2 separate regions of the Homo sapiens genome follow, and region 2 is linked to region 1. Evidence: read pairs that join two places in POLR2A ChIA-PET (ENCODE). Cell type or tissue: Panc1. All regions are shown on one strand. Each heading gives the region's core, and the rest is flanking DNA. Links, peaks and the distances in the headings are about the cores only. Region 1 holds the start of LOC124902856 (a long non-coding RNA gene). Region 2 overlaps ERC1 (ELKS/RAB6-interacting/CAST family member 1).

What was found. ChIA-PET counts read pairs that join two places held together with the same protein. Peaks named below come from ENCODE experiments on the same cell type or tissue, not always from the same donor. Only the 100,000 strongest peaks of a DNase experiment are listed, where the experiment ranks them.
Region 2: POLR2A ChIA-PET joins it to region 1 with 16 read pairs; 3 of 35 experiments call an interaction of 5 or more read pairs at or near these places.

What each region holds. Positions count from the first base shown.
Region 1 is chr12:1,439,276-1,451,525 of GRCh38, reverse strand. ERC1 (ELKS/RAB6-interacting/CAST family member 1) reads right to left here. Exons shown (of 19, transcript NM_178040.4): 18 at 6,776-6,964. It overlaps LOC124902856 (a long non-coding RNA gene), which reads right to left and starts at 6,323. Exons shown (of 2, transcript XR_007063156.1): 1 at 4,860-6,323; 2 at 1-3,234. RefSeq lists enhancers at 5,295-5,796, 8,936-9,435. In Panc1, for the core only: no CTCF peak of the experiment used is centred there; no DNase peak of the experiment used is centred there.
Region 2 is chr12:1,302,658-1,314,907 of GRCh38, reverse strand. The region is part of intron 15 of ERC1 (ELKS/RAB6-interacting/CAST family member 1); the gene reads right to left. Among named protein-coding and RNA genes, the nearest start is that of LINC00942, 190 kb to the left of the region's middle. RefSeq lists an enhancer at 10,795-11,337. In Panc1, for the core only: no CTCF peak of the experiment used is centred there; no DNase peak of the experiment used is centred there; H3K27ac peaks cover 758 bases.

The sequences.
Region 1 (12,250 bases), core at 2,672-10,671:
GGCCTCCCGAGTAGGTGGGACTGCAGGCACACACCACTGTATCCAGCTAAATTTTTTAAATTTAAATTTAAATTTTTGTAGAGATAAGGGCTTCACCGTTGTCCAGGCTAGTCTTGAACTCCTGGCCTCAAGCAATCCTCCTGCTTTGGCCTCCAAAAGTGCTGGGATTACAGGCATGAGCCACTGCTCTCAGCCTCAGTAAGTTCTTTAGAGAGAAGGAATATGATGACAGATGGAAATTCAGACATACACAGATAAAAAACAAAGATTTTTGAAAATGGTAAACATATGAGAAAAATATTATTTTATAATCTTAATCTCTATAAAATATAAATGATTAAAATAGACAAATGGGACTTCCTGAAAATAAAAAAATGTGTGCATCGAAAGACACTATTACCACAGTAACAGTGAGAAGATAACCACAGAACGGGAGAAAATATTTGCAAATCGTATATCTGATTAGGGATAACTATCTAACTATGTAGAGAACTTCTAAAACTCAGTAACAACAACAACAGAAAACCTGATTTAAAAATAGGCTGAGAACTTGAATAGATATTTCTCCAAAGAAAAAACAGAAATGGCCAATAAGCACATGAAGAGATGCTCAACATCATGAATCATTAGGGAAATGCAAATCAAAACTATGTGATGCCACCTTACACCCATTAGGGTGGCTACTATTTAAAAAACACACGAAAGACTACAAAATAACAAGTGTTGGCCGGGATATGGAGAAACTGGAACGCTTGTGTACCGCTGGTGGGAATGTCAGTTGGTACAGCCGCTGTGGAAAACAGTACGGTGGTTCCTCAAAAAATTGAAAATAGGGTTAACTCATAGTCCAGCAATTTCTCTTCTTTTGATTTTATACCAAAAGAACGGAAAGCACAGTCTCGAAAAGGTATTTATACACCCGTGTTCACGGTAGCACTATTCATGAGAGCTAAAATGTGGAAGCAACCCGAGTGTTCATCAATGGAGGAATGAATAAGGAAAATGTGGTATATAAAACAGTAGCCTTAAAAAGGAACGAAATTCTGACACAGCATTTCCTTAAACAAGGTGCAACACAGACGAACCTTGCTACATGAAATACGTCAGTCACAAAACGACAAATACTGCCTGATTCCATTTATACGAAACCCTTACAGGAGTAAAATCAGAAGGCAGATGGAATATGGGGCAAGGGAGAATGGGGAGTTACTGTTTAACAGGTATGGCGTTTCAGTTCTGCAAGATGAAAAGAGCTACAGAGATAGATGGTGGTGATAGTTTACGTTATGAATATAACACTGAACTGTGCACGTAAAAATTTTTAAGATGGTAAAATTTATGTTGTGTATGTTTTAGCACAATAAACAATAAAAAAAGATAACTGATTTAAAGCAAAAACAGTAACAATGTACTATGGCTTTTATAATATATGGAGGAATAAAATGTATGCCAATGATAGCATAAAGTTTGAGACAAAGGAAATAGAAGTATACTATTGGCAGATTCCAATACTATACCTGAAGTGGTATACTATATTTTCAAAATTTGACTATGATAAGGTAAAACTGTACACTGTAAACCACAGAGTAATCACTTAAAAGGGGTGGGGAGTTGAGCTTTAAGCCACTAGTGGAAATAAAATAAAATAACAAAAAAAAATTACTTTAAAAGAAAACAAAAACAGAGGAAAAAAATAGATGAAACAAATAAATATAAAGATGATAGGTTTAACTTTACTGTGTCAATAATTATATCAGGTGCAAATATTCTAAACACTTCAATCAGAAGACAATTACTGATTTGATATATGTTCTCTACAAGAAACCCACCTTAAATAGAAAGACATAGTGTGTCAGCCCATTCTCACGCTGCTATGAAGAAATACCCGAGACTGGGTAATTATTAAAGAGGTTTAATTGACTCACACTTCTGCATGGCTGGGGAGGCCTCAGGAAACTTACAATCATGGTGGCAGGAGACAGAAGTGCCAGGCAAAGGCGGAAAGGACCCTTATAAAGCCATCAAATCTCATGAGAAGCCACCCACTATCATGAGAACAGCATGGTGGGTAACAACCTCCATGATTCTATTACCTCCCACTGGGTGCCTCCCATGACACGTGGGGATGATGGGAACTACAATTTAAGATGAGATTTGGGTGGGGACACAGCCAAACCATACCATTCTGCCCCGGCCCCTCCCAAATCTCATGTCCTCACATTTCAAAACACAATCATGCCTTCCCAACAGGCCCCCAGCATTAACCCAAAAGTCCAAGTCCAAAGTCTCATATAAGGCGAGGCAAGTCCCTTCTGCCTATAAGCCTGTAAAATCAAAAGCAAGTTAGTTACTTCCTAGATACAATGAGGGTACAGGCATTGGGTAAATACACCTACTCCAAATGGGAGAAATTGGCCAAAACGAAGAGACTACAGGCCCCAGGCAAGTCTGAAATCCAATAGGGCAGTCATTAAACCTTAAAGTTCCAGAATGATCTCCTTTAACTCCACGTCTCACATCCAGGTCACGCTGATGCAAGAGGTGGGCTCTCAGGGCCGTGGGCAGCTCTGCCCCTGTGGCTCTGCAGGGCACAGGCCCCTTCCAGCTGCTTTCATGGGCTGACAACTGAGTGCCTACAGCTTTTCCCGGCGCAAGGTGCAAACCAGCGGTGGATCTACTGTTCTGGGGTCTGGAGGATGGTGGCCTTCTTCTCAGAGCTCCACTAGGCAGTGCCCCAGTGGGGACTGTGTAGGGGCTCTGACCCTGCATTTCCCTTCTGCACTGCCCTAGCATTGAAAAAGACAAAGTTCTTGTCCTGTCCTCATGGCGGTGGTGTTGGTGGCAGCATGGTGGCAGTGAAATGCATTGGAGATATGAGGTGAAAAATGCAAATGTCAGGAGCAGAAGGCTCTGCATCACAAAAACAAAACTACAAAACTATAAACAAAACACGCACACAAAATAAACCAATATGCATATTTGGCAGTGACTCACATCTTCTGTTTCTTGGCCGTTAAAGCTGAAGTCAAACTCTGATCACAATACTTTCATAGGCAAGTCATTTTGTATTGTTAGACAGCCTACATTACTTCCTTAAATTCTTACTTGGGGTAAGGAAGCACGAAATGGGTTGGTTTCTCCACCAACCTTTAGAAGCTATGAAGAAGCTTATAGTAGGGGTTGTTAGTTACTGTATTCCTCTGTAGATGACCCAGGTCTCTCGTTTCGCAGGGACTGTTGGGGAGAATACAATTTCACACACCTCAAACAGTAACTTCAGTAACTGAAGTACATTCTCAATTAAAGGGAAACATGACAATATTAACGGAAGTCATGTGTGTGAGCACAATTGTTTGGATGAGTGCAGTAGCTTGACTGTAACACAATCTGCAATGGGAAGTCTATTAATCAGGTTTCATTCACTCAAAACTTGCTGAAAAATCAGTTTGAAATTTTCTATCTTGGTATCACTCTGAAGATTTTTTTTTCCCCTTGGTAAGACTGAGTTAAGTCCATCTAGGCATATTGAAAATACAGGACTGAGCAAAAATATCTTTTCCATTTCAAAGACAAGCTGGGCAGGCATGGTCACTCATTCCTGTAATCCTAGCACTTTGGGAGGCCAAGGCAGGCCGTCTGCCTGAGCTCAGGAGTTCGAGACCAGACTGGGCAACATGGTGAAACCCCATCTCTACTAAAATACAAAAAATCAGCTGGGCACGGTGGCGCGCGCCTGTAGTTCCAACTGTTCGGGAGGCTGAGGCACGAGAATTGCTTGAACCTGAGAGGTGGAGCTTGCAGTGAGCTGAGATCGTGCCACTGCACTCCAGCCTGGGTGACAGAGCGAGACTCTGTCTCCAAAACAAAAACAAAAACAAAAACAAAAACAAAAACAAAACAAAGACAAACTGTTTTACAAAGGAATAATTTAATGCCAGTTAAACTTTAATACATTAATAAGCACTGGGTTTTTTTTTTTTTGTTGTTGTTGTTGCTGTTTGTTTGTTTTTGAGACGGGGTCTCACTCTGCCACCCAGGCTGGAGTACAGTGGCACGATCTCAGCTCATTGTAGCCACGACTGCCCGGGATCAAGCCATCCTCCCACCTTAACTACCTGAGCAGCTGGGACTACAGGCGTGTGACACCATGTCTGGATAATTTTAATTATTTTTAAAGACGAGGTCTCTCTATGTTGCCCAGGCTGGTTTTGAACTCCTGGGCTCAAGGGATTCTCCCACCTCAGCCTCCCAAAATGCCGGGATTACAGGTGGGAGCCACTGTGCCCAGTAGCACTGCTTTTAAGAAGCATCGTTTTTCTGCAAAATTCTGAAGCAAAAGTCTCTAAAATGAATAGCCATGTGCCTTGTTTCCAATGGGCTTTTGGTTGCACTGTAGTTGTGTATGTATTTATTTCCATTACATTTTTAGTATATGGTTATCAATATCAAAAAGAGCTATTAGGAATTGAATTTAATACTGTCCTTTTTTTTTTTTTCGTTTTAGAGACAGGGTCTCACTTTGTCACCACCCAGGCTGGAGCACAGTGGCACAATCATAGCTTACTGTAACCTTGAACTCCTGGGCTCAAGCAATCCTCCTGCCTCAGCCTCCTGAGTAGCTGGGACTACAGGTGTGAGCCACAGCACCTCGCTGAATTTAATACTGTTCGTTACATTTTTTTCCTCTTTCAAGAAAGAAAGAGATTAAAATTCCTATGTCAACACGCTAAATTTGAGAAGTTGGCCTTGTCTTCACACATCAAATAAATGATGGGTAACTAGTTAGGCTGTGAAATATGTCCGTGTATTATTAGGCAACATCCACATCACGGGAAAGTAAGTACAGCTCTAAGGCTCACCAGTTTGCATTTCTTGACTTGCGGGTTTTCACTGTCATCTTTAATATCACACCACAGGAAGTTCTGTATTAAATACAATTTACCTTCACACACGAGTAAACAAACAATATTTAAGAAATAGAAAGTATTTAGCTAGAAATAGTAAGTAGCTTCAAAGTTCTGATGAAGAGTTTTAGTAAGTTTACACCACCTGTGCCTTTCTTTAGCCTTCTGTTGGTATGATTGAATCTATAGGGGGTAAGGAATATCACTGACTTCTATCAGTAAACTAGGAGCAAAAGGAGCTTTAAGTTAATATTTCAAAAACTGACCTATTTTTCTCTTTTTCTGTTTCTATGTCTCAATGTTTATTCACTTTTTCTTTCCTTCACTTTCCATGTCTGTACTGTATGCCTGTTCTCATCCTGTCTTCTGTTTCTTTTATTCCTGATTTTTTGTCTCCAGGCTAGCCTTACCCTGTCTTTTACTGCATTAAAAATCACAACATGTAAAAAAGAGAATCACTGGATTTTTACAAGTGACAGTAAACAGAAAATGTCGTCTAGGGAGTACTATAGATGGAATGTTTACCCTCCTCCCCTCAATTCATATGGTGAAATCCCAACCCCCAACGTGATGGTATTAGGAGGTGGGCCTTTGGGAGGTGATTAGGTCATGAGGTCAGCAGCATGCGACAGGACACAAGGAACCAGAAACCAACCATGCTGGGGCCCTGATCTGGGACTTCCAGCCTCCAGAACAGAAAGCAATAAATGTCTGCTGCTTATAAGCCACCCTGTCTGTGTTACTTTGTTTTAGCTACCTGAATGGTCTAAGACATGGGATTAACCTAAACTACTCAGACTTTCCTTCAGTGGCTACCGCTTCATGGAATAACCGATGGCAATGTTAACAGATCGTCCTTAGCCTTCTCCCTTATAAATCAGCCCTTTCGGATACTTGAGTAAGTTACACTGAGCCAAGAATCGTACTTCCTTCAAAAGGTAATTCCAAATATCTGTTCAAGACTATTCATTGCCAAGAAACTTGAATCGAAGAGGAAAATGGTGGTTACCAGGGGCTGGAAAGATGTTGCTGAAAGTTACAAAATATCAACTAGACAGGAGGATTACCTTCAGGAGATCTAGCGTACAACTGGCCGGGCGCGGTGAATCACGCCTGTAATCCCAGCACCTTGGGAGGCCAAGGTGGGAGGATCACTTGAGGTCAGGAGTTCGAGACCAGCCTCGCCAGCTTGGTGAAACCCCATCTCTACTGAAAACACAAAAAACTAGCCGGGCATGTTGGCACGCGCCTGTAGTCCCAGCTACCCGGAAGGCTGAGGCAGGAGAATGGCTTGAACCTGGGAGGTGGAAGTTGCAGTGAGCTGAGATCATACCATTGCACTCCAGCCTGGGCAACAGAGCAAGACTTCATCTCAAAAAAAAAAAAAAAAAAAAAAAAATCTACTGTACAACATGCTGACTATACTTAATAATAATGTATTGCTGAGAGTAGATTTTAAAGTGTTTTCACCACACACACACAAAAATGGAAAGTATGTGAGGGAATGTATATGTTAGCTCTATTTAGCCATTCCACAATGTATACATATTTCAAAATTACATGTTGTACATGAGAAACATACATTTTTAATTGGTGAATTAAAAAAATAAAACAGTAAAAAATCAATTAAAAATCAGTTTAAAAATTATATCTGGAAACCCCTCCCCACCCCCCAAATCTTGAATCTAAACATGGAATTCCCCAAGGTAGCTCCCACTGCATGAACCTACACAGCAACGGGATTCCCCAAGGTAGCCCCCACTGCATCAACTACACGGCAACTGGATTCCCCAAGGTAGCCCCCACTGCATCAACCTACACAGCAACTGGATTTTCACAGGCTCTTTTCAAAGTTTGAGTGAGAGGCTCACCTGCCCCCGGGTCATCTTCTGCAGCTCATTCTCCCAAGCCGCCTGGTCATCGTCCAAGTTATAGGAAGCTGGTGGAGTGAGTCCACGGAGGATCAGGGGGTCTCGGTCATGGCAGAGGGTTGTCAGGTGTCCAATGTACAACTTTAATTTACTTCTATTTTGGTCAAGTTCTAAGAGGGGCTGGATGATCTAAGGCAAAAAAATAAAATAAAATAAAATAAAATGAGGAAAGTCAAGGTCAGTCTGAAATGAGAGGTTCAAATATTCTTTATGCTTTCCAAGTCAAAGAAAATTGACCAAAGACTAAAGCTCTTCTAATCACTACTGAAATCTTCAGGATTACAGAAACATTTTCACATACTGTCACACATTTACGCTGTCACACGCAGCCGCCCTTCTGGGAGACAGGAAGAGAACGCTGGCTTCATATATTCACACCAGACGGACAGCTCTGTATCGAGGCAGGAATTAAGCACAGGACTAACTTGTTTTTACAGAGATGCTATTCCTGATACAGAAAGACTCCAGTTACCTCACAGTTTCTCTTTTCACTTATTTATGAGTAGATTACAAAAAACTGCTAGTGAAACTGCTCATCTGAAAGCCTGGACTACATATACTCCAAGTGTTCCTCCACCTCCTAGAATGGAAGAAAAATTCTGCCTCTGGAGAAAGTGCATGTTTTTCTTGGCCAAGAGATGTGATGAGGGAACTCATTACGAATTCTGTCTCATCCTGGCTTATGCTCTTCTCATTTATTTCACAGAGGTTATCCGATATTCTTCTGAACCAGTGACTGATAAATCCCTATATAACACCAAACACCTGACTCACAGCCAAGGACTCTGAAATTCTTAGTTGTAACATTGGTTCTGTGTTTTTCTTAAGTAACAGACTTGCTCTACGTTTTTTCTTTTCTCATTCCTTTCCCCTGCTTGAACAGCTACTCCTTTGATTCCTTCTGGAAGCACACTAAATGACTGATGACTCCTGCCCCAGGATTTCATTTGGCAGCTCTCGTGACAATAGTCTGGCCAGGTATTTGGTAGCTGGTCAAAGCCTGGAGTGCTGAGGAAGAGAGTGGGGCCAGACCTCACCATCACAGAACACTGAAGCATTAGAGCAGCCCCTGCTTGACACACAGCAGCTGTGAGCACTGCGAAGCACCGCCAAAACGCTGGCAGATCTCAGTGTGTTCCCAGGGCTCACACAGCAGGTCTGCACCTGTTGCATGTCACCGGCCTGGCAATTTTCATGAACAGGACACCTCTGGCCTAACTAATGAATTGGGAGCTCAATAATCTTCAAGTCAACAGAAGCAAGGCCTGGTATTACTTTCCACAGTAACACTGATTCCTCCTTGGACCCCCTCAGAGGACTGCTCCTGCCACGTTCCTTTATTTCTTTTTCAACAAGAGTTTTTTTAAGAAATAAAGTTTTATGTTTTTATTATGAAAACAATATATATTTTACTCCAAAAAATTGGGGGAAAAAAGAAAAATATAAAGGAAATAAGACTTTTGCATACACTTCCATCAAGAAGTAATTATTTGGCCGGGTGTGGTGGCTCACGCCTGTAATACCAGCACTTTGGGAGGCTGAGGAGGGCAGATCATGAGATCAGGAGATCGAGACCATCCTGGCTAACATGGTGAAACCCCGTTTCCACTAAAAATACAAAAAATTAACTGGGCGGGTGCCTGTAGTCCCAGCTACTCGGGAGGCAGAGGCAGGAGAATGGTGTGAACCCGGGAGGTGGAGCTTGCAGTGAGCCGAGATCACACCACTGCACTCCAGCCTGAGCGATAGAGCGAGACTGTCTCAAAAAAATAAAAAAAAATAAAAAAGAAGTAATCATTTGTAACATTTTGGAAATTTTCCTGCCAAGTCTTTTAATAAATTTATATAAATCAGCTTCTAACAGTATCACACCTCACATTTTGCTTGATACATTATCTATTTAACATTATATTGTCAGTACTGTTCACTACATTATATATGACCGAAACTATGTTTTTCATGGCTGCATAATACATATAGCACATTTCCTTTGTTTCTAATACTATTTCCAGGAAATAATTAAAAGAGAATAAAGAGCAAGGGCTTAGTGGCTAAAACAATCTTCAGCTTGCTAAAAAGATCAGAGTTCAGTTTAGGCCTATACAGTATATTACACAGAAGCTGGAGCCTGGCTAGACAAACCAGAGAAAATTAATCAATTTAGCATTACTTTTGTTTTTAAAATTCTCTCTCTCTCTCTAAGGATAAACGATAAACACCAAAGTTCTGCTGTGGAAGGCTGCTGGGCTCTGTAAGAGACTCCTAATCAGCAGGTTTACGGTACCAGTTCTGGGCTGGAATTTCCTACCTATGACAGGCATGTCAACACAGCCAGTCACAGAAGGAAGACAGTGTTTCAATCAAGTAGAGAATTTAGAGTGGGGGAGCTGGATAGTTTTTTGCAAACAATACCAACTTTTCAAAAATATTGTATTTTATTTCTGGGCATACATGTATACTTGTGGTCGGGCATGGTGGATCATGCCTGTAAACTCAGCACTTTGGGAGGCCAAGGTGGGCAGATGACGTGAGGTCAGGATTTTGAGAGCAGCCTGGCCAACATGGTGAAACCCTGTCTCTACTAAAAATACAAAAATTAGTCGGGCATGGTGGCGTGCGCCTGTAATCCCAGCTATGTGGGAGGCTGAGGCCGGAGAATCGCTTGAACCCGGGAAGCGGAGGCTGCAGTGAGCAGAGATCACACCACTGCACTCCAGCCAGGGCGACAGAGTGAGACTCTGTCTCAAAACAACAACAACAACAAAAAGTATACTCATTGTGGAAAATTTACAAAGGATTCCAGGTGCAGTCTTCAAAGGTAAAATTACTTTAAATGCAAGCACACTCTGTGCGCCAATGACGAAACCGTCTCATCACGGTTCTGTTACTACACCCCCATGATGCCAAGTAACATATCCCTATTTCATTCCTCATTTTTTAAAAGCTTGGTTTTCTCTATCTTCTTTCATGAATACATTGATTTAAAAAAATCACCTTTGGGATTTTCACTGGATTTGTGCAATTTATTCCCATTCTTTTGGTGCACACGCGCATGTTTGTGGGTATAGAGCTGCCATCACAAATGCCACATCTGGGCTGCAAAGGCTGAAAGAGCTGCTTATCTTAGGTAATTACTTTTGACTGACAAAACTGGCAGAAAAAAGTATGACCACGAAGAAAGGGGGCAATGTGATAAATGGTCATATTGAGAAGGTCAAATTCCTTATAGTAAAACAGAATTTAAAAAGATATTATTAGCTCACTCCTACAACCACTATGACTGCGGATGCTGACTTTTTAGATCCTTATTCTTAATAAACAATCAATTTCAGCCGGGCACGGTGGCTCATGCCTGTAATCCCAGCACTTTGGGAGGCTGAGGCGGGTAGATCACTTAAGGTCAGGAGTTCGAGACCAGCCTGGCCAATACGGTGAAACCCCATCTCTACTAAAAAAATACAAAAATCAGCCAGGCATGGTGGCGCATGCCTGTAATCCCAGCTACTTGGGAGGCTGGGGCAGGAGAATTGCTTGAACCTGAAAAGGGGAGGTTGCAGTGAGCCGAGATCGCACCATTGCACTCCAGGCTGGGCATTGCAGCAAGATCTGTCTCAAAAAAAAAAAAAATTTTCAAACAGATTTAAATGCATTTTATGCTGATGGCTAATTGATTAAATAAACATGATGGCATCTGGTATTCTGAAAAATTTCAGAGTCCAATCGAAAACTTAAAAAATAAGGCTGAGGTCAGGTGTGGTGGCTCATGCCTGTAATTCCAGCACTTTGGGAGGGCAAGGTGGGTGGATCACTTGGGGACAGGAGTTCGAGAGCAGTCTGGCCAACACAGTGAAACCTTGTCTCTACTAAAAATATGAAAAGTAGCTGGGTGTGGTGCGCACCTGTAGTCTCAGCTACTCAGTAGGCTGAGGCATTAAGAATTGCTTGAACCTGGGAGGTGGAGGTTGCAGTGAGCTGAGATCACACCACTGCACTCCAGCCTGGGCGACAGAGTGAGACTCCATCACACACACACACACACACACACACACACACACACACACACACACACACACACACACACACACACACAAAAGGCTGAGGCAGGGGGATTGCTTAAGGCCAGGAGTTTGAGACCAGCCTGAGCAACATAGCAAGACTCTGTCTCTATTAAAAAAAAAAAAAAAAGGCCGGGCGCGGTGGCTCACACCTGTAATCGCAGCACTTTGGGAGGCCAAGGAGGGCAGATCACGAGGTCAGGAGATCGAGACCATCCTGGCTAACACGGTGAAACCCCGTCTCTACTAAAAATACAAAAAAAATTAGCCGGGCGTGGTGGCGGGCGTCTGTAGTCCCAGCTACTCGGGAGGCTGAGGCAGGAGAATGGCGTGAACCCAGGAGGCGGAGCTTGCAGTGAGCCGAGATGGCACCACTGCACTCCAGCCTGGGCGACAGAGCAAGACTCTGTCTCAAGGAAAAAAAAAAAAAAAAAAAGAGAAAGAAAGAAAACTTAAAAAAGAATGAAATTCTAAATTGTTTATCCGGGATAAAAACTCATTTTACAAAGAAAAGATAAATGTTTGAAGTGATGGATTACTCTGATTTGATCATTTACATTGTATAGAGGTATCAAAATACCACAAATACTCCCAAAATATGTATCATTGTGAAAGCATATGAAACTGCCCAACTAGTATAGTCCCCAAATCTATCTGTAAAAAAACTACTTAAGCCTCTCGGAACACATGAACCATGTCAATCATGTGGGAAATGCCCTTATCTCTTCCCTTTTCTCCCTATCTAATTTGAGCAGTCCACTTAGAAAAGAAACTGTGTTTCCCACAAGGTAGAACTGCCACTGCCTAATCTCAAGAGGGAAGAGGGACATTTGCCAAGTAGAAAGAGAATGCCTTACAGGACCCGTAAGTTATAACTTTTTTCCACATGCGACCTCAATACATTGGCAAGGGGTCCTACTAAAAATCATCAGATATGTGGTCAGGCCAAATTGGTTGTACAGCTATAATGAACTGTACTTAAATATACTTTTCTGCACTAGGAAAAAAGAAGTTAAAAAATGAACTCGTCATGATATTTGCTTGTACCAAATATGATGCCAAAACGTCATTATGGCCCCAATGCTACATTTACAAAATTGTTGAGGAAATTTAAATTATAAAAAGGGATGAGACATTTTTGGTTAAGTACTAAGAGCTTTGTTTCTTCTTGTAAGAATTTATTTGTTTATGTATTAGATTCTCAAACAGGCTTCAGAGGCCAGCATTTCATGGCATAGTGACAAGACCAGTAATCTTCCAAAGGTGTTTGTTTTAACCTAGTTTCCACTTCAGTGAGGTTGGATAACTGATGGTCTTTAGGAAGACAGGTAAGTTGTTCCTGTATCATTCAATACAAATA
Region 2 (12,250 bases), core at 2,700-10,699, 140 kb after region 1:
GAAGAGTTAGGAAGACTGGTTGTAGTAAAGATAGAGCCCAGAGGTAAAATAGACAAGACCAAAATGGACAGACAGATTGAAACAAAAATTAAGATATGAACAAAGAAATAATTTTTATTTTTAAAAGATTGCCATTATCTTCCTAATATAAGGTAAAACGAAAACATATTAAATGTTCATGGCTTAGATTTTCTAAAAGAAAAAAGCTTTGACAGTAAATTACATATTTACTTCTTAGAAAGCTTCACACAAATTACTACAGTAAAGAAAAAAACTGGCTGGAGTTAAAAATACCTTATGTCAATTTACCAGGGTCAATCATTGTGTGCTTGTCAAAAATTCAGGTAGGAAAGTTCCTCAAAGTAGAATTGCAGGGTCAAAAGTTTTTGCGCATTTTTTAAAACCTTTGATAAATACACCTAGTTGCCCTCGTTTACTACTTCAGACTATCTTTACACTCAAATACTTGTTTCTTTATATTCTTATTGCCACTGGGTATTACATCTCTGCTACTATGTTACATTTTTAGAAAGGAACTTTTTATTTAAATTTAATCTTCTTTTGTCATAAGTGAGGCTTAATATTTTCTTATAATTTTATTAGTCATCTGCGTGTATAGTTTTGTGAATTGCTTGATTATATTCTTTGCCTACTTTTCTATTATGATCAATGTTCTCATTTCATGGATGGAGAAACAGAGGCCCAGATAGGGTAAGTATTTTTCTTAAGGCTTTATAGTAAATGAATCACCTCTATGGAGTTAAAAATTTAAGGAACCTTCTCATCTTTCTAATACAATAGGAAATACTGATGAAGTAGACAGGATGTGGGTTAGCATGTCAGCAACATAGACTCACCATACCCTCCAGCCCATTATCACTACCACACACTTTAATTTAATTTAATTTATTATTATTATGTTTTTAGACAGAGTCTCACTCTGTTGCCCAGGCTGAAGTGCAATGGTGTGATCTGGGCTCACAGCAAACTCCGCCTTCCAGGTTCAAGCAATTCTCCTGCCTCAGCCTCCCGAGTAGCTGGGATTATAGGCACCTACCACCATGCCCGGCTGATTTTTGTATTATAGTAGAGACAGGGTTTCACCATGTTGGCCAGGCTGGTCTCGAACTCCCGACCTCAGGGGATCCGCCCAGCTTGGCCTCCAAAGTGTTGGGATTACAGGCATGAGCCACCGTACCCGGGCAAAAAAAAAAATTTTAGAATATTTAATACTTCCAGAAAAATACTGAAACGTCATAGGATAAATCAAAATGTTTTCGGTCTTTACATGTATTTTTTTCAATTTTTTGTACAATTTGATTTACATATGGGAGGTGATTAGCCTCTTTTTGGTGGTTGGTTAGTGCCTCTAAAGGTCTTATTCTAGCCTTGTAAGTCTATCTAGGATAGATAGAATTAAAGCAATATATGGAGTTATAACACGTTTCTGAACAGGAAAGTTGAATCTCTGTTTAATATCCATCCACTCCATCAACATCCTTTACTAACGGAATCTGGATTTTGCACTGGATAGTCACTGCCCAACTAAAACGTGATATTCCAGCCTCCTTTGCAGCCTGTTGTGTATAGAGGGTGGGCACGCTACAAAGTTCTGGCCAGTAAGAAGAAGAAATCTAGTGGGTGGGTCTTTGATATGGTGATTGTTGTTTAACCAGTTGGCACGTCCCTTTTCCCCCTTGTCTTTCTTCATATTCTGGAATATGTAGGAAAGGCTTCTGTATGCCACCATTTTGCAAGCAGGAGGAAGAAGGCCATATACTAAGGATAGCGGAAAAGAAAGAGCCCAGAACCATTGGTATCATGGAGCCACTGTAGCAGCCCCAAATTGCCTATTAATAGAATAAACCCTTATTCTATTAATCTTTTCTTATGGTTTTATTGCAATAGGAGCATCTTTTGGATGTTCATTAAAAATGAACTAAGAGAACCCTAAGTGATACTGCTGTAACCTGCCAAAAGTAATGATGGAGAGTTAAGAAGACTGGCTGCCAGGAATAACATGATAAATGTTACAGTGAAAGTGGCTGCAGGAGAGACAGAAGGGGACTTTAAAAGTAGAACTTTTAAAAACAAGCTCAACTCATGAAAGAAATGACCAACTCATAAATATAGTGGATGACTCAAGCCTAAAAATACATGTAATTTAACAGAAACAATTATCTTGGAAGTGAGGTAAGAATCAACCAAAGTCAATATATTAAATGTCTATATGTAAAAAAAACTGCTTTGGCCGGGTGTGGTGGTTCACGCCTGTGATACCAGCACTTTGGGAGGGCAAACTGGGCAGATCACTTGAGGTCAGGAGTTTGAGACGAGCCTGACCCACATGGTGAAACCTCGTCTCTACTAAAAATACACAAATTAGTCAGGCATGGTGGCAGGCACCTATAATCCCAACTACTCGGGAAACTGAGGCATGAGAATCACTCAAACCCGGGAGGTGGTTGCAGTGAGCCGAGATCCCGCCACTGCATTCCAGCCTGGGTGACAGAGGAAAAAAAAAATTGCTTTACTTCTCTGAGAAACAAATAATACAATGTCAAGGAGTCAGAGGTGCCATCAGTGGGTTAGGAGGACACAAGCAAACAGACTGACTCTGGCAACTGATTTTCTTTGATACCTTTACTGCTTAAAGCTAGAGGTCAAGCTCAAGGTACTGAAGAGACAGCAGCATAAACTTCAAAAGAAAAAGTCAATATGGGGTATGTGATCATACCACTGATTACACAGAGATGTCAGGAACTCCACTTACTCCTGTAGCTGTTGATGAAAAAATAGAAATAGTAGCTACAAGCAGCAGAAAATGTGTTTCTAGGAGAAGAAATTATGCTGTCCAACCCCTGCACTGAGATGCAAAAGACAAAATCATGTTCTTGAGGAAAAATGGGGACATAGTTTTCAAATAATAAACTATATATTGGGTAGCATAAGAAATAATTAGTTTAATTTTACATAGTGGAAATTCAATCATATAAAGTCAATGGGAAAGTTTTTATACTGCTCAAATTTTATCAAATTTCCTATCATCCAGCTGGTGAAAAGACTTAGTTTTGGCCACGTATCTCCATAGAAAAAAAGACAAAGCATGGCTACTTCAAGTGAAATAGCCAGAAAAATAACTGATAACTCTATGAGTAAAGCAATTGCATCTTTTTGAGGAATCAATAGAATAGTGCTTGCACATTTTATGCCAACTGGATCGGTACCATTTCCAAGAATTTCTGGTCTAAAATAAGTTGGTAGTTGCCTGATACACGAGAAAAACTATTACCACTTCACATACATAGAAAAAAAAGACTGTTTCAGATGCTCACGGGAAAAAAAGGTCCCCATTAATAGGACAACTATGTATTTAGGTTAGAAGTGACAATAAAAATTAGGTTAATAAATTATTTTCCTATAAATAAGAAAGATCAAAGGCATATCTCTCTTGCTATCTTAGGCATATAAAATCCTTTTTACTAATCAACTAAGGCTGATCTCATACCTCTAATCAACTAAGGCTGATCTCATACCTCTAACACTACTGAAGTTTGACAAAAACAAACATTGATAAATTTAATGTTGTATCAACAGAACAGGGGAGAGAAGTCAGTGGTCAATTTTTCTTGCCAAGTAGTTTTGTCTGTTTTACGGCTCTTAGAAATTCTAGGATGCCTAAGCCAGTGCAATTAAGTGACACAGGCAGAATTCAAACCCTGGTGTATCTGTTTTTAAAGTTTGTGCCAGAAAGGATACCTAACTACTAAAAGTTACAAAACATGAACTTGATTATGGACCTCCTGTATCCTTATAAAATGTTTCCTTTGTTAAGGTGATATTCTCATTCTTCACATTTCTGTGCCTATGTTTCTTGTCTCCCTCCCTTGTGAGTTATATCATTGGCAGATTTTGAAGAAAGAGGTGAACACACTCAGTTCAGCCCCTTCTGCTCTCCCCTCTTCAGACCTGGCTGCTTATGCAGAAGGTCCATCCTGTTCTACTCTCTGCCACGCAGTAAGAAGCCTGCAGTTATGCAGCTGTGCTGGTGGCAGGAGTGATATACTAGTGAAGCTACTTGGCTGCAAATATAAAGTCATGTTCTCTAATCAGCTTTGTCAGTAATGACGATAGTATTTTCATCTCCCTTATTTTGACTCCCGTTTACTACTCAACTGGATCCAGATTCAAGAGGATAAATACGGAAAATCTTTGGCAAGGGATACACAATCTATCTGCCCAAGAGCAGAAATTCAGAAAAGCCTTTTGACTGTATGCAGTACCCTTTAGAGCACAGAACTACTGCATCTCCCTAATTTCCCAAATGTTTTAGCCTCTGATTATTCATTGAGATTCTAGTAATAAAGCAGTAATTACTGATCAAGAACTGTTTAAATGGCCAGGCGCGGTGTGGCTCCTGCCTGTAATTCCAGCACTTTGGGAGGCCAAGGCAGGCAGATCACCTGAGGTCAGGAGTTCGAGACGAGCCTGGCCAACATGGTAAAACACCATCTCTACTAAAAATACAAAAAAATTAGATGGGCCTGTTGGCGCGCACCTGTATTCCCAGCTACTTGGGAGGCTGAGGAAGAGGCAGAGGTTGCAGTGAGCCGAGATCGTCCCATTGCACTCCAGTCTGGGAGATTAGAGCAAAACTGTTCCTCAAAATAAAATAAAATAAAATAAAATAAAATAAAAAAGAACTGTTTAAAGTGTTTTACATGTATTAACTTCCTTAAAATCCCCTCAGCACTAACACGGTGAAACCCCTTCTCTATTAAAAATACAAAAAATTAGCCAGGCATGGTGGCGGGTGCCTGTAGTCCCAGCTACTCAGGAGTCTGAGGCAGGAGAATGGCGTGAACCCGGGAGGCAGAGCTTGCAGCGAGCCAAGATCGCACCATTGCATTCCAGCCTGGGCGACAGCACGAGACTCTGTCTCAAAACAAAACAAAACAAAACAAAACAAAACAAAAGAAAACAAATCCCCTCAGCACTAGGTACTATTACAAATTACCACTCTATAGACGAGGAAACTGAGTAACTGAGAGGTTACATAACTTGCTTACAGTCACACAGACAGGAAATGGTGAAGGCCATTTTAAAGTCGTCAGTCTCTCGAGTCTGTGACCTTAACTAGTTTCCGTCAGTTCAGTAGGTCTTAAGGAGACATTAAAAAAAAAAAAAAAAAAAGTCAGAGTGCACATAATGAGAATACTGTTTTGTTAAATACTTATTTCACTATGTGTGTGTCTGTTAGAGCAAGAGTGAGAGATAACGAAGAGACAAAAAGGGAGAGAGAAGGGGGAAGGTACAGAATACTTTTCTTATTGGGGTCAGAGTAAAAAAATAGGCCATGCTGTCTCTCCACAGGTGGGTGAAGAAATTCATAATCATTCTGATAACAACCTAGTATATGATTTACTCACTTCCCCTATAGTCTGACATACTAATAATTATTCCTAAACTAAGATGTCATCAATACTTATTATTAGATAATCTTACTATCTACAATACTACCACAGTTCCCAAATTGTGCACTGCAGCACCCCAGGGAACTCACAGGGGTACTGCAGAGCATTTTAAATTTTGAGAAACACAGTGCTGTCAGACAGTGTGCAAATTACTAGCTTGTGGTATTTCACAGTTCAATACGACATCATGCAAAATTATTGTTCATGATATTCCATCTCTTCGAAATTGAGTTTTTGATGGTTGCGGTGTATCTTAGTCTATTCAAGCCGCTGTAACAAAATATCATAAACTAGGTAGCTTATAAACAACAAAAAATTACTTCTCACAGTTCCAGAGGCTGGAAAGCCTAAAATCAAAGTGCTGTAAGATTCAGTATCTGGTGACAGTCCGCTTTCTGGTTCACAGATGGCATCTACTCACAGCTTTTCTCACACAGTGGAAGGGGCAAATGAGTTCTCTGGGGTCTCTCCTACAAGGACACGAATCCCATTCATAAGAACTCCACCTTCAAGACCTAATCACTCCCAAAGGCTCCACACCTCCTAATATGATCACCTTGGGGTCAGAATCTCAACACATGAATTTTGGGGGGACATAACCATTCAGACCGCAGCACTGTGACTAAAAGCACAGCACAGTTCTGCACAGAAATTAGCGTGGAACAAGAAATGAAGTTGGCAGTGGCCAATCTGATTCCAAGGTTTAAAAAACTGTGCCATGCCCAACAATCACACATTTGATGAGTAAGTAATAAGAAATTAAAATATTTTCTTTCAATTTATTATTACTAATATGTCTATTATTTTTTGACATGATTACAAACTGTTGGAACACAACAAACTGTTAGGAACTGTTAAGTATTTATTTTGGTCTAAAAGTCACGAAAAATTTAGTGATTGTGCTAGAACCAAGTAATGTTGGGAACCTCTGTCCTACTGCCAAGAAACTGACTTCCTTTAAGAAAGCTGTAAGATAATGTCTACCATCAAGTTTGAAGAATTTTCAAGTATTCTTTCAATTTATGCATGCAGAACAACATAAGCTGCTTTAGTTTTTTATTGAAATGTCCTAATTTTAATATAACTGAATAAAAGCATTTTTTTTTTCTTTATCTCAGGTCTTTATTTGCTGCTAATCTGTTGCAATACTCTGGGATTCATAGGAAATTTGCCTGTGAAGTAACTGCTACCATTCATGCAAATAATAATAATAATAATAATAACAATAGTAACAGCTAAAGAAGAAACAGAACCTCACCTATGAACACATGACTGTTTGGCAGCCCACTGATTCTCCTCTCGCCTCTATCCCTGTCAGAGGTTAGGACACTGCCCTGTCTTAAGAGCTACACTACTAGTTTTCAAATAATAAAATGATGTCTTATATGCACAATGACCATTCACACAAATGTGACCTTTGAGGTTTATCTCCTGATGTTTTGAACTGTTGTCAGTATTCAGATGGGATTTACAATGAATCAAAGCTACTGCTGGTCACACTACATTACATCTACAATGGAGTGCAATGAGATACCATAATATTTTCATTTGGTACTTTTTATTAGCCTACAGTTCAGTTCAGTTCTAGTCAATGAAATACACAGTACTTTTTAGGTTGAAAGCCTCTATTTATAATACTGCTTTAAGAAGCTTAGATGGAGGAGGAATACCACAGAGGACATTGATCCTCTGACCTAAAAAGCAAGTTAAAAATGCTCAATTTTAAATAAAAAAATCTTGGGTAGCAAAAAGGAATCATCAACTTACCTAAACAGTGATTGGTGACTAACTAAAGGGGCGCTCGGGCATTAGTTTAAAGCAAAAACCAAACACAGCTCTGGAACCGTCTTAGGTTTTAAAAGTGAAAACAAGAATATAATTTTTAGCAGGACGCAGAAAGGATGCACCCACAGCTAAAAGTAGTAGGACAAGCAGCTGCAACAGAAAAACTCCTTCAAACCAATGACATCCAAGTTAACTGCAGAAAAGTCACTTCACTCAATTTCAGTGTGCAACTTCTATTTAATCCCAACTACTAATAAACAACAAACACCTCACCTAACATGTTTACAGGGCCTGTGGACTCATTATTCATACAACACCACAAAGTGGGCAGCAGGGAGTTGAAAAGAAAGAAAATTCATGCCAAGTCAACCCAGGGTCAAATCACCAAGAACTTATTTTACGCAATACTCATTAAACTCAGTTATTCTTTTACTTATTGGTCCAAAATTAAATGACCTGATTAGCTATCTTCAGGAAAAAAACAAAGTTGATTTATCTTTCCCTTTAAGACAATCAATCCAAAGAAACTGACAACAGCTGAGCTTTAGTAAAACAGGTATCTTCTTAGCGATCAAAGAGATGAGACACAAATGAACACTGACGTGTCATAAACAGTCTCTAGGGCCTCACTTGCTCCGGAGCCCGTCAGCACTTCCCAGGATGCCAGCTGGGAAGAAGAGGGCATGTGCCCACAGTATCTCCATCTGAAACCTCCCAACTACAACCATGCCAAAGATCACCTATTGTTTGCCTGTGATATATCCATAAAAGTTTATATACATAAACTTTGCAATTATTTGGGTACTTTCTAACAGATGAAATTACAATAAAATGAGTAATTAACTCACTGAAACATGTATAGATGTCTGGTCAAAAAACTGTCTGGGCCTGTCTAAAAAAAACAAAAAACAAAAAACAAAAAAAACCCAACTTTCTGATTAGGCCTCTTCTACAATTGGAAATTACTGACAGCTTCACACTATATTATTTCATAAAATAGGATTTCATCCCTAGCAAGCAGAGCTGCAGCATCTACTTAATAACATAACAATTTCATTCATCTCCCGATGTCTTAAATTGAAGCACTGAGGGGTTTAGCTACATGAACTCTGCCAATAAAATAAAACTACAACAAAAAAATCAGACCTAGAAATAAAAAGAAATGTTTTCCAATACAGTTTTACATGGAGAGATGGAAATACACAAGCACAGTGTGTCTGTCTTATCTCCACAGGAAATTAGCAACTGAACGTGGTTTACTCCTCCAATTTTCTACTTCAGTATTAACGGGTGGAGCAATTGCCACATGGAACAAGCCCCTTTAATACCACCTGGTCTACTTCCCAGCAGTAAGTTCCACTCCCAGGCCTGTCATGGCTCATTTAAATAGTACAGTATGCTCCCTCTGTAAGTCTGCTCCTAGAGCTTAGAGAATTTAAGATATAATGAGATACGAAGGTGTTTATCATGAGGTAGAATGGAACTCTGAGCCAAAGCAACAGGAGCTGGATGTCATGAGCAGGCTGAGAACCGAAGGTTTTTTTTTCTTTAAAGTATACTGGAAAAATAAACTATTCCAGAAGACACCATAAAGTTTGGGTAAAGGCAGAAGTTTTAAGCAGAAGTAACTCTTACAGAAACTCAGGAAACAAAATAAGATTTCAGAAATAGAGATGAAGAGCAGGAAGTACATCTTTCATCATTGCCTTCTGCTGCCTTTCCACAGAAAACTGTTGTTTAAGAGAGCTGTAATTCATCCCATCCCATAAGCAATGGCAAAAACTTTGCAACAGATATATATCTAAAAAGCAACAATCAAATCCATCTGATGGATTTTGAAGACTTCAGGAAGAAAAAGAATGATTACAAAAATAACAGTTGACAAAAATTAGGAGAGAAGGAGAAAAAAATCCTAACAGACTGAAAATAAATTAGCTTAAATTGGAACTTGTACTTGTGATAAATATTGTGAAGGAACCCAACATGACCCTCCCCTCTTGCTCCAAACTCATAAAAATAGTGCATAAAAAGAAAATAATAATTAGGTATTGAGCTTTAGCCAAAGCAGGAGAAGTGCTAATAACAAAGAATTCAGTTATAGCTGATGAGTTTAAGTGGAAATAACTTACGGGGGTGGGGCGAGGGAGCGGTAGGTTAAAAACTGGGTTATAAGCCTTAGGGAGGAGATCCCAGGACTGGGGCTCAGGAGGAGATGGAACTAACCTTTCTGCATAAAGTTAAAGAAAGTCACAAAGGTTGACTATCCCTGTAAAAATAGAGACCTTTAGAAAAACTTTACTTACTAGCCCAATGAAGCAACAAAGACTCTTAGGCTATGGGTAGGAAAAGAATTACTCATTAGAAATCACTGATGCATGAGAGACACACAGAATCCCAAGCACAGAAATTAACATAAAAACTGGTCCAGAAAGAGTGAGTGTACTAAGTCCCCAGAGAGAGAACCTGGACGCTGCTCTGAAGGAACAGGACTCCCAAGGAAAGTAGCTCCACAGAAGCACAGCTACCAAAGATTAGAAAACAAGTCCTCGTTTAAGAGTTACAACAAACAGGCCGGGAGCAGTGGCTCACGCCTGTAATCCCAGCACTTTGGGAGGCCAAGGTGGGTGGATCCGGAGATCGAGACCATCCTGGCCAACACGGTGAAACCCGTCTCTACTAAAAATACAAAAAATTAGCCGGGCGTGGGGGCGGGCGCCTGTAGTCCCAGCTACTCGGGAGGCTGAGGTAGGAGAATGGCGTCAACCCGGGAGGCGGAGCTTGCAGTGAGCCGAGATCACGCCACTGTACTCCAGCCCGGGCAGCAGAGCGAGACTCCGTCTCAAAAAAAAAAAAAAAAAAAAAAAAAAAAGAGTTACAACAAACAGAAGACTTCACATTGTAAAAACTCGAAATAATAGAACTGTGTTAAAGGGCCTTTAAATAAGCATAACAGAGGTTCTCCTAACAGAATGCCAATTATCAGACTCTCCAGATCAACCAATATTCTTTCTCCCTTCCAATAAATTGGCTGACACCCAGGCATATTGAAAGATAGCAACTCAGAGACAACCGAAGACTCTTTTGGCTGCTTAACCAGTTGTGCTTCCAACTGTTTTTCATGTATCTTGCCTTCGCAGAGTGCCTTAAAGACTATCTCTAAACCTCAGAGGTAGGTGCTGATTAGATTAGGCCAAGAACGATAATCCCACTTTCCCTCCTCAATGACTTGGCACGGGACTCTGTCTAGCCTAACAGATGTGAGTAAAAGTCTACTGTTGGGGGAGGCTGGATATCAGGACTTCTGAGAAACATTTTCATATATCTAAGGAAGAGACCTAGGAACACTCAAAAGGATGGCATCACTTGACACCAGCCTGAGGACAAAAATCAACAGTTCAATGCCAGTACATCTGGTCAGTGGATAGTTTTAAAATCTTGACTGTAGTGGTATTTACACCTCCTGTGTTTTCCTTTTATAGACTATGTTTTTTCACCACAATACAATAATACTGTGAACTCCACAACAAATACCTCTCTCCCAACTCCCAATTTTATGAAATGAAACCACCACACCCTAAATAGGTTAAAAAGAAACACTCAGGAATCCAGAGACTTCATCATACATGAGAAAAAAAAATCTAGATATATATCAAACCTTGGATATAGCTAATGGAATTCTTTTTTTTTTTTTTTCTGAGATGGAGTTTTGCTCTTGTTGCCCAGGCTGGAGTGCAATGGCGTGATCTTGGCTCACCATAACCTCTGCCCCCGGGTTCCAGCAATTCTCCTGCCTCAGCCTCTTGAGTAGCTGGGATTACAGGCATGCGCCACCACACCCAGCTAATTTTGTATTTTTAGTAGAGACAAGGTTTCTCCATGTTGGTCAGGCTGGTCTCAAACTCCCGACCTCAGGTGATGCCCCGCCTTGGCCTCCCAAAGTGCTGGGATTACAGACGTGAGCCACCACGCCTGGCCGATAGAATTATTTTTATTTATTTATTTTTTTTTTTGAGATGGACTCTTGCTCTGTCATGCAGGCTGGAGTGCAGTGGCGAGATCTCAGCTCACTGCACGCTCCGCCTCCTGGGTTCATGCCATTCTCCTGCCTCAGTCTCCCCAGCAGCTGGGACTACAGGTGCACGCCGCCACACCCAGCTAATTTTTTTTTGTATTTTTAGTAGAGACGGGGTTTCACCATGTTAGCCAGGATGGTCTCGATCTCCTGACCTTGTGATCCGCCTGCCTCGGCCTCCCAAAGTGCTGGGATTACAGGCGTGAGCCACGGCGCCCGGCCGGTAAAGCAGCATCAAGATTGAGAGGATTGACTCCAATTTTGAAAGAAGTTCTACTGTGGGTAAAATGCTTATCAAACAGCATCCCATGCTTCAGAAAAATCTTTTGTGAAAGGAAGAGTCCATTGATGTGGCAACTTTATTACTGTCTTATTTTAAGAAATTGCTACAGCTACCCGAACCTTCAGCAACCACCACTCTGCTCAGTCAGCAGCCATCAAGATAGAGGCAGGACCCTCCACCAGCAAAAAGATCATGACTCCCTGAAGGCTCAAGATGATCAGGAGAATTTTTTTTAAATAAAGCATTTTTAAAGTATGCACATTTTTTAAGACACAACGCTACTGCACATTTAACAGACTATAGCATAGTGTACATATAACTTTTTCTTTTCGAGACAAGATCTCACTTTATCACCCAGGCTGGAGTGCAGTGATGCGATTACAGCTCACTGCAGCCTTGACTTTCTGGGCTCAAGCAATCCTCCTGCCTCAGCCTCCCGAGTAGCTGGGACCACTGGTGTGTGCCACCATGCCCCGCTATTTATTTTCTTTTTTTGTAGCGACAGGTTCTATGTTGCCCAGGCTGGTCCTGAACTCCTGGGCTCAAGCAATCCACCTTCCATGGCCCCAAAGTGCTGGGATTACAGGCGTGACCCATTCCACCCTGCTTACATATAACTTTTATAAGCACTGGGAA